2 separate regions of the Homo sapiens genome follow, and region 1 is linked to region 2. The links are chromatin loops, found by intact Hi-C in ENCODE. Cell type or tissue: mammary epithelial cell. All regions are shown on one strand. Each heading gives the region's core, and the rest is flanking DNA. Links, peaks and the distances in the headings are about the cores only.

Evidence for each region. A loop is a pair of places that touch in the nucleus more often than their neighbours do. Peaks named below come from ENCODE experiments on the same cell type or tissue, not always from the same donor. Only the 100,000 strongest peaks of a DNase experiment are listed, where the experiment ranks them.
Region 1: it touches region 2 in a loop (8-fold over the local background); 1 of 110 quality-filtered maps calls a loop at or near these places.

What each region holds. Positions count from the first base shown.
Region 1 is chr6:105,372,651-105,375,576 of GRCh38, forward strand. It overlaps PREP (prolyl endopeptidase), which reads right to left. Exons shown (of 15, transcript NM_002726.5): 5 at 719-928. Among named protein-coding and RNA genes, the nearest start is that of PREP, 29 kb to the right of the region's middle. In mammary epithelial cell, for the core only: a CTCF peak has its summit at 1,697; DNase peaks (open chromatin) are centred at 361 and 1,531; H3K27ac peaks cover 2,270 bases.
Region 2 is chr6:105,591,265-105,594,190 of GRCh38, forward strand. No RefSeq gene overlaps it. Among named protein-coding and RNA genes, the nearest start is that of LINC02836, 40 kb to the right of the region's middle. In mammary epithelial cell, for the core only: no CTCF peak of the experiment used is centred there; DNase peaks (open chromatin) are centred at 1,247 and 2,077; H3K27ac peaks cover 2,500 bases.

The sequences.
Region 1 (2,926 bases), core at 271-2,770, 220 kb before region 2:
ATGGCAACCAACAGGTGACCTATAACTTCTGATCAGAGGAGAATATGCGATTACTGTAGCAGTAAAGTTTTATAATCACTCAACATAATCAAATAGCTTGGTTCGGTTTAAAAATTCACCTTCTCCATAATCTCCTTAGGAGATATAACACATCTATAAGGGACTGATTGATTGTAATAATGATCTCATTTTTCCGCAGTTCCCTGTATCTATTTCTCCACCCATTGAAAAGGGGCTGGCCCTCTGGCTTGCTTTAGCCAACAGAATGCAGCAAATCTGACGTGCCAGGAGCAAGCCTAGGCATTAAGAAGGCTGTGTCATTCAGCTCCCCGTCTTGCAATTCTACTGAGTTGCCATGTGAGCAAGCCCAGGCTAGTCTGCTAGTCGTCCCAGCTGAGGGCCCAGAAATGTAAAAGAGCCAAGCCAAGATGAACCAACTAACCTGCAGCTGACCACAGATACATGTTAGAACTCAGCCAAGGCCAGAAGAACTACCTGGCCAACCCATAGGCTCATAGCAAAAACAAATGTTTATTATTCTAAGCTACTACATTTTGGTGGGGTCTATTACACAGCAAAGCCAACTGATACAACATCCTTTGAGGAAACATGGTTCTGGACCACACAACCTCTATGTAGGGTTCAGCATCTCTTTTCAGTCACTTGAAGTCACACTTCATTTTGTGAAAAATGTGCTTCATCTGAAGTCTTCACTCACCATCACTTTTTCCATCCTGTTGAGGGTATGAGTTGTAGAACATTCCCTTCCCATCATGGGTCCAGGCCATACAGCTGAACTTGACTCTTTCAAGCACATCTGGAAGCTCTTTGGCACCATCAACTTTCATGAACTTGATTGTCACCCAGTCTGAGCCACTGGCACTCAGACCATAGGCAAAATATTCACCATCTTCGCTGAACGCATAACCTATGGGACACAGGAGAAATCATCCAGTGACAAACACGGAACACAACTCCACGGTCCTTTATGCCATCTAACAAAGCTCTCTTTCATAACACGGAGGTAGAATGTGGCAATAAAAGGAATAGGAATCTGGTAGTGAGGAATCCCGGGGGCTCAGCCCAAGTTTTACAGGAATTACCCTTATAACCTTAGACAAGCTTCCTAACCTCTCCAGGTCTTAATTTGTCTATAAAATGAAATATTAGATTATATGCCTACTAAAATGCTTTCATTTTGAAATTTTTATAATGCAATAGGCAGTTCAGTTAAAAGCAGAGCTCATCTGGGACTTCTGTCATATTTCATTTATACTCTAAAGGGAATAAGGAGAAAAAGGAAACTGCTTTTAGAGTAATGACTGAATTATGACACATACCATATAATAGAACTAAATTGTAGTCATTAGGTAATTTGGGAGATTGATTCCAAATTATCTAAAATCCCTTGTTACAGCCTCATTTTTGAAGCATTACCTGTGCAATGTCCACACTGTCTGACCATTACAAGCCTAGGTAAATAAAGCCTGAGGGTTTGCAGTGAAGGCGCCCGGAGTGCACATTCCACAAGAAATTGTGAAAGGAAAAGCAACATGTCTATAGACTGTCGTGCCATGTACAGTCCTTTAGGGCCCTGGCAGAATGTTCTAATCACTATGGAATGTTTCCTGGCAAATACTTGTGTTTCATATTAGCTTTTTTAATTATGAAGTATGTAAAGCATTCAATACAACACCTCCTATTGGAGACTCTGACACCAGAGATTTCCTCTTAGGCTGTTTGCTAAACGTTATTGGGTAATGAAAATTTTAAGAAGCTCAACTATTATTAGAGGTTTCCTATTCTTTTACGTGGAATTTCATTTGTTTAAAATTTCACAGAACCTACTCATTAACCATTGTAGGTCCTATAAAGTATCTAGGCTCATATGTATGTAAATGCAGAAAAGAGTCTAGAAAGTGATAGGAAAAAGAAACATATTCACCTTTTATTCTACATAGCACTGGAGTGTTTGAATTGTTTATATATATATATATATATATATATATATATATATATATATATATATATATATATATATATCAGAAAATTTTCAGAAAAATTTAAATAAAACATTTTGATTTGAAAAGTATGTTTAAAAATCATATACTACAAAAATAATCTGAATGTTTACTCCTTTTGTGATAACTTCCCTATAATACCACTCTTAGAAAACTCAATGACTGTTTGAGGCAGGTCTCATGCCTAATTTAGCTTCTCGCCCATCAAGGCTTTGTCCATAGCAAACATTCCATAAAGAAGTCACTAGAAGAATGCATTATCGGGGTGGGAGTTAAGACCCTGTCCCTCTGGATGGGCTGCAAGATAGATCCTTGTGGAAACTAAATGAATTCCTATATGGGATATGTTACTTCAACAGAACCAGTGTATTAAATTCACTGAAAACTACAAGCTCAGATTCATGGAAGAATCTGAGCTGGTGATGTCTTATTTTCGATACTGGTTCGATAAAGGATCATTGTTTATATACACAGCCTATTCAGAGGGAGGGGAAGGTGGACCACCGAATGACTGGATCATGGTTAGAAGTGTTTGTATAAAAAAGGGTCTTTGCACAGGTCTGATGGAACGGGGCTCTATAACTCCCATCTTATTGATTACAGAGGACTTCAATGTCTCAATTTCTCAATTCTAGAGGGCCATAACTAATCATATGGTTTTTTCTATAAAACCAGAAGGTACTACAGGAGAAATGCTGAGCCAACGTCATCTATAACATCATTATCATTGTAGAGTTTACAATTATTAAAATACAGAACTGGAGAATAACTTAGTTCCTTACCCTAGAACTCTGCTTACTGCAGAAACCTTGGATAATCTTCTCTATGGCCTACGGAGGAGGTTATCTTAGGGGCAGAGTTAAGTAGGAGATGTACAGCAACTGTGGACAAACTTAGTCTTTAAA
Region 2 (2,926 bases), core at 103-2,602:
GCCACTTCCTGAAAACAAACTTTCTACTCTTAAGTCTGTAGATGACAGCTATTGAGTGCCTGGACAACTTGTCTGCCCCATATGCAGTTGTAGAGAAACACCTGAGCCTTTTGGGCCAGCAAAATCCCTCATTCCTTCTCTGCCCTTACCTAGTCCCGGTCTGTTTCATGGATTTTTCAGCACTTCCCCTATCAACTTGGCTATTCCCTGTTATTTGTAAAAGCCAAGTTGATAATCCCTCAAATTTTGCCAGTAAATTGATGCAAAATAAAAAAGTGAATCATTATGGATATACAGTTCAAGTTTTGCTAATCTATCCACAGTATTTATGGAGTGACCAATGTGTCCAGGAAGGGCCTGGTAGAAGAGGTTTTTTGGAGGCTATAAAACAACAACAACAACCACCAACAGATTAGATGCCTGTTGCAAAATTCAAGACAATCAGGAATCAACTAATACAACATCTATATGGCATAAGAAGTCTTCAAAACACCTCATTAATATATTAACTCACCACAAGTCAGTTTATATTCCAGAGTATAGTTTAATCAAATATTGTTTTGATGTAGCTACACACATATCAAATTTAAAAAATATACATTATGACTTGGTATTCATTTATTTGCCACCAAAACTAAGCTCTTGAAAACTCGGTATACTAAATATGTGTATTTTAAAAAGATGTTGCTTCTCCATCACATTAATAGAAATAATTACACTTGAAGAGACATAAATTATATTAGTTTTTTATATTGATGTTTCCGAATCAGAAAAAAAGAGTAATTGAATTAAATCTAATGTAAGGGAACAGCCTTAAACTCTTGGACTGGGGGGTAAAACCAGCAGGCAGATCCAGAAGGAAGGTTTGCAGAGTGTTGCTCAGGCAAACAAGATACAAAGGAAAGAAAGTCCTGGATGTTGTTAGGTAGAGCAGGATATTAATACCTAAGAACATTAGGTCTGAGGAAAGAGTCTTTTTCAAACACAACTACCTTGGAGAAAATTTGAACTGCCATCTCTCAGTGATTCCTTTTAGGATAATTTCCTGTTTGCATGTTTACCATGTGCAATAAAGAAATAGTTCTGTTAGACTTATAAGAAAAGGGGCTACACAGCTGACTACTGAGACCTACCAGCCCTTCCTAGTCTTGAAACCAAACCTGGCCTGACTCAGAAAGAACTCAGTATTAAGGCATCCCTAAAACTCATCTGGCCAAGATCTCAACTTCTTGATTTATGGGTTTCTGCCTTGTAAGACCTGGCCCCTACCCAGGGATGCCTGAGTCACTCCCAGTAACCTGCCTGTTCCCAGGATTCCTCCTGGCCACTTGGTTGTCCTCCCGGTGAGTGGAGAACCGCCTCCCTCTGTTTCTCATGCCTAGTACTTTGTGTTGGGTTGTGTGCCACTGTCTGCCTCCCTAAACCTCTACCTATCCCCTGGATGCTCTTTCTGCATCTAATAATCATAATTCCCACTTATTGAACATTCAGTGTGTATAGCAGGCACCTTGCTGGGCATTTCACGTATATTGTCTGAACTAAACCTCCAAACAAGGCCATGAGTCATATTATGATTCCCATTTTATAGAAGTGGAATCTGAGGCTTTGCAGGATTAACATGCTAGAAAATGTTGAAACTGGGACTCAAACCCAGATCTGTGTATTCCAGAGGTAGTGCTCTTGGTGGCTTTGCTATCTGCTCTGTCTTCAGTTAGGTGGAAATCTGCAGTGGGTCTCTCTCCCCTCAGCAGTGGGCAAGCTTATTCTGGGTCTTTCTCACTGCATCTGTGTTCTGATATATTACAGGCTCCTTCTGACTCGTCCATGTATTTTATAAATAAATGTGCTTTTGTTCATCACAACAGTCCCTCAAAAGACGTCATAAAAGGAAAAGAATGGAAAATTTTGGAAAGGAAGTTTTCTGAGACCATTTACGTGACAAAGAAGTCAGGAAAATGTGGCATTGTTGTGATTATCTTCATCATTTCAGGATCTGAAGTGGTTTAGAAAGAAAGACACTCTGAAAGGAAGATGGGCTTCCAAGGGATGTGACTCATGAGGAGGAATATAAAAGACAGGAGAAAAGTGACTTGTCAGATGGACAATGGGCTTTTATTTGAAGCATATGAAGCCATATGGAAGAATACACCAAGGTGGAAGTTAGGAAGGGAACAAAGAAGATATAAGAAGATGTTGCCAGCTGGGGCCGGGTGAGGGGGTGGGGAGGGGTGGGGAGACAGAGAAAAGGAAATGAGTGAGGAAAGACACAAAGACAGGAGACCTTTGTGTACAAAGTAGAGAAACAAATGCCCTACTTTTAGCATCTTGAAAAGATGAATGAAAACATGAATGAAAATAAACTTCTCTTAATGCTATTTTCCAAAAAACTCAAAGAGCTTCAGAAACTTTCTGTAATGCTGTATATTACCCAGGAGAAAATCTTAATCTTCTCTTCTTTGATAGGCAAAAGATAGCAGAAAAGAGTTTCCAGTCTCATAAAGGGATGATTTCTGGAAAAAGACATGAAAAATGGGTTTCCTAAAAGAGATACCAAAAGTTTATCTCTTTGAGCTTGTATATTACCTCAGTAAGCCTCAAGTAGGCCAAAGAAAACAAATCTAGGCAGAAGAAGGGAATTGGCTTCCTTTTCTGGTTCATTTCACCACATCTCTACAAGGACATGGTCATTTGTGTGTAGCCTTCTTTGGTGCCACTTATCAGCCCTCACATAAAAATCTGCGGGTGACTTTTCCTCTGTCTCTGAGGAAATGCCTATATCAAAAATCTCTGTTTATAATACCAAGTACCTCAGAAAATGCCATCTGGTGCTCTTGGACTTAACGTTCTTATACAAATTTATCCTGATGAAATCCTTGGCATTTTCCCGAGGCTTTTCTTGCCTTCCTGCCAAATGTTAATTGGTACC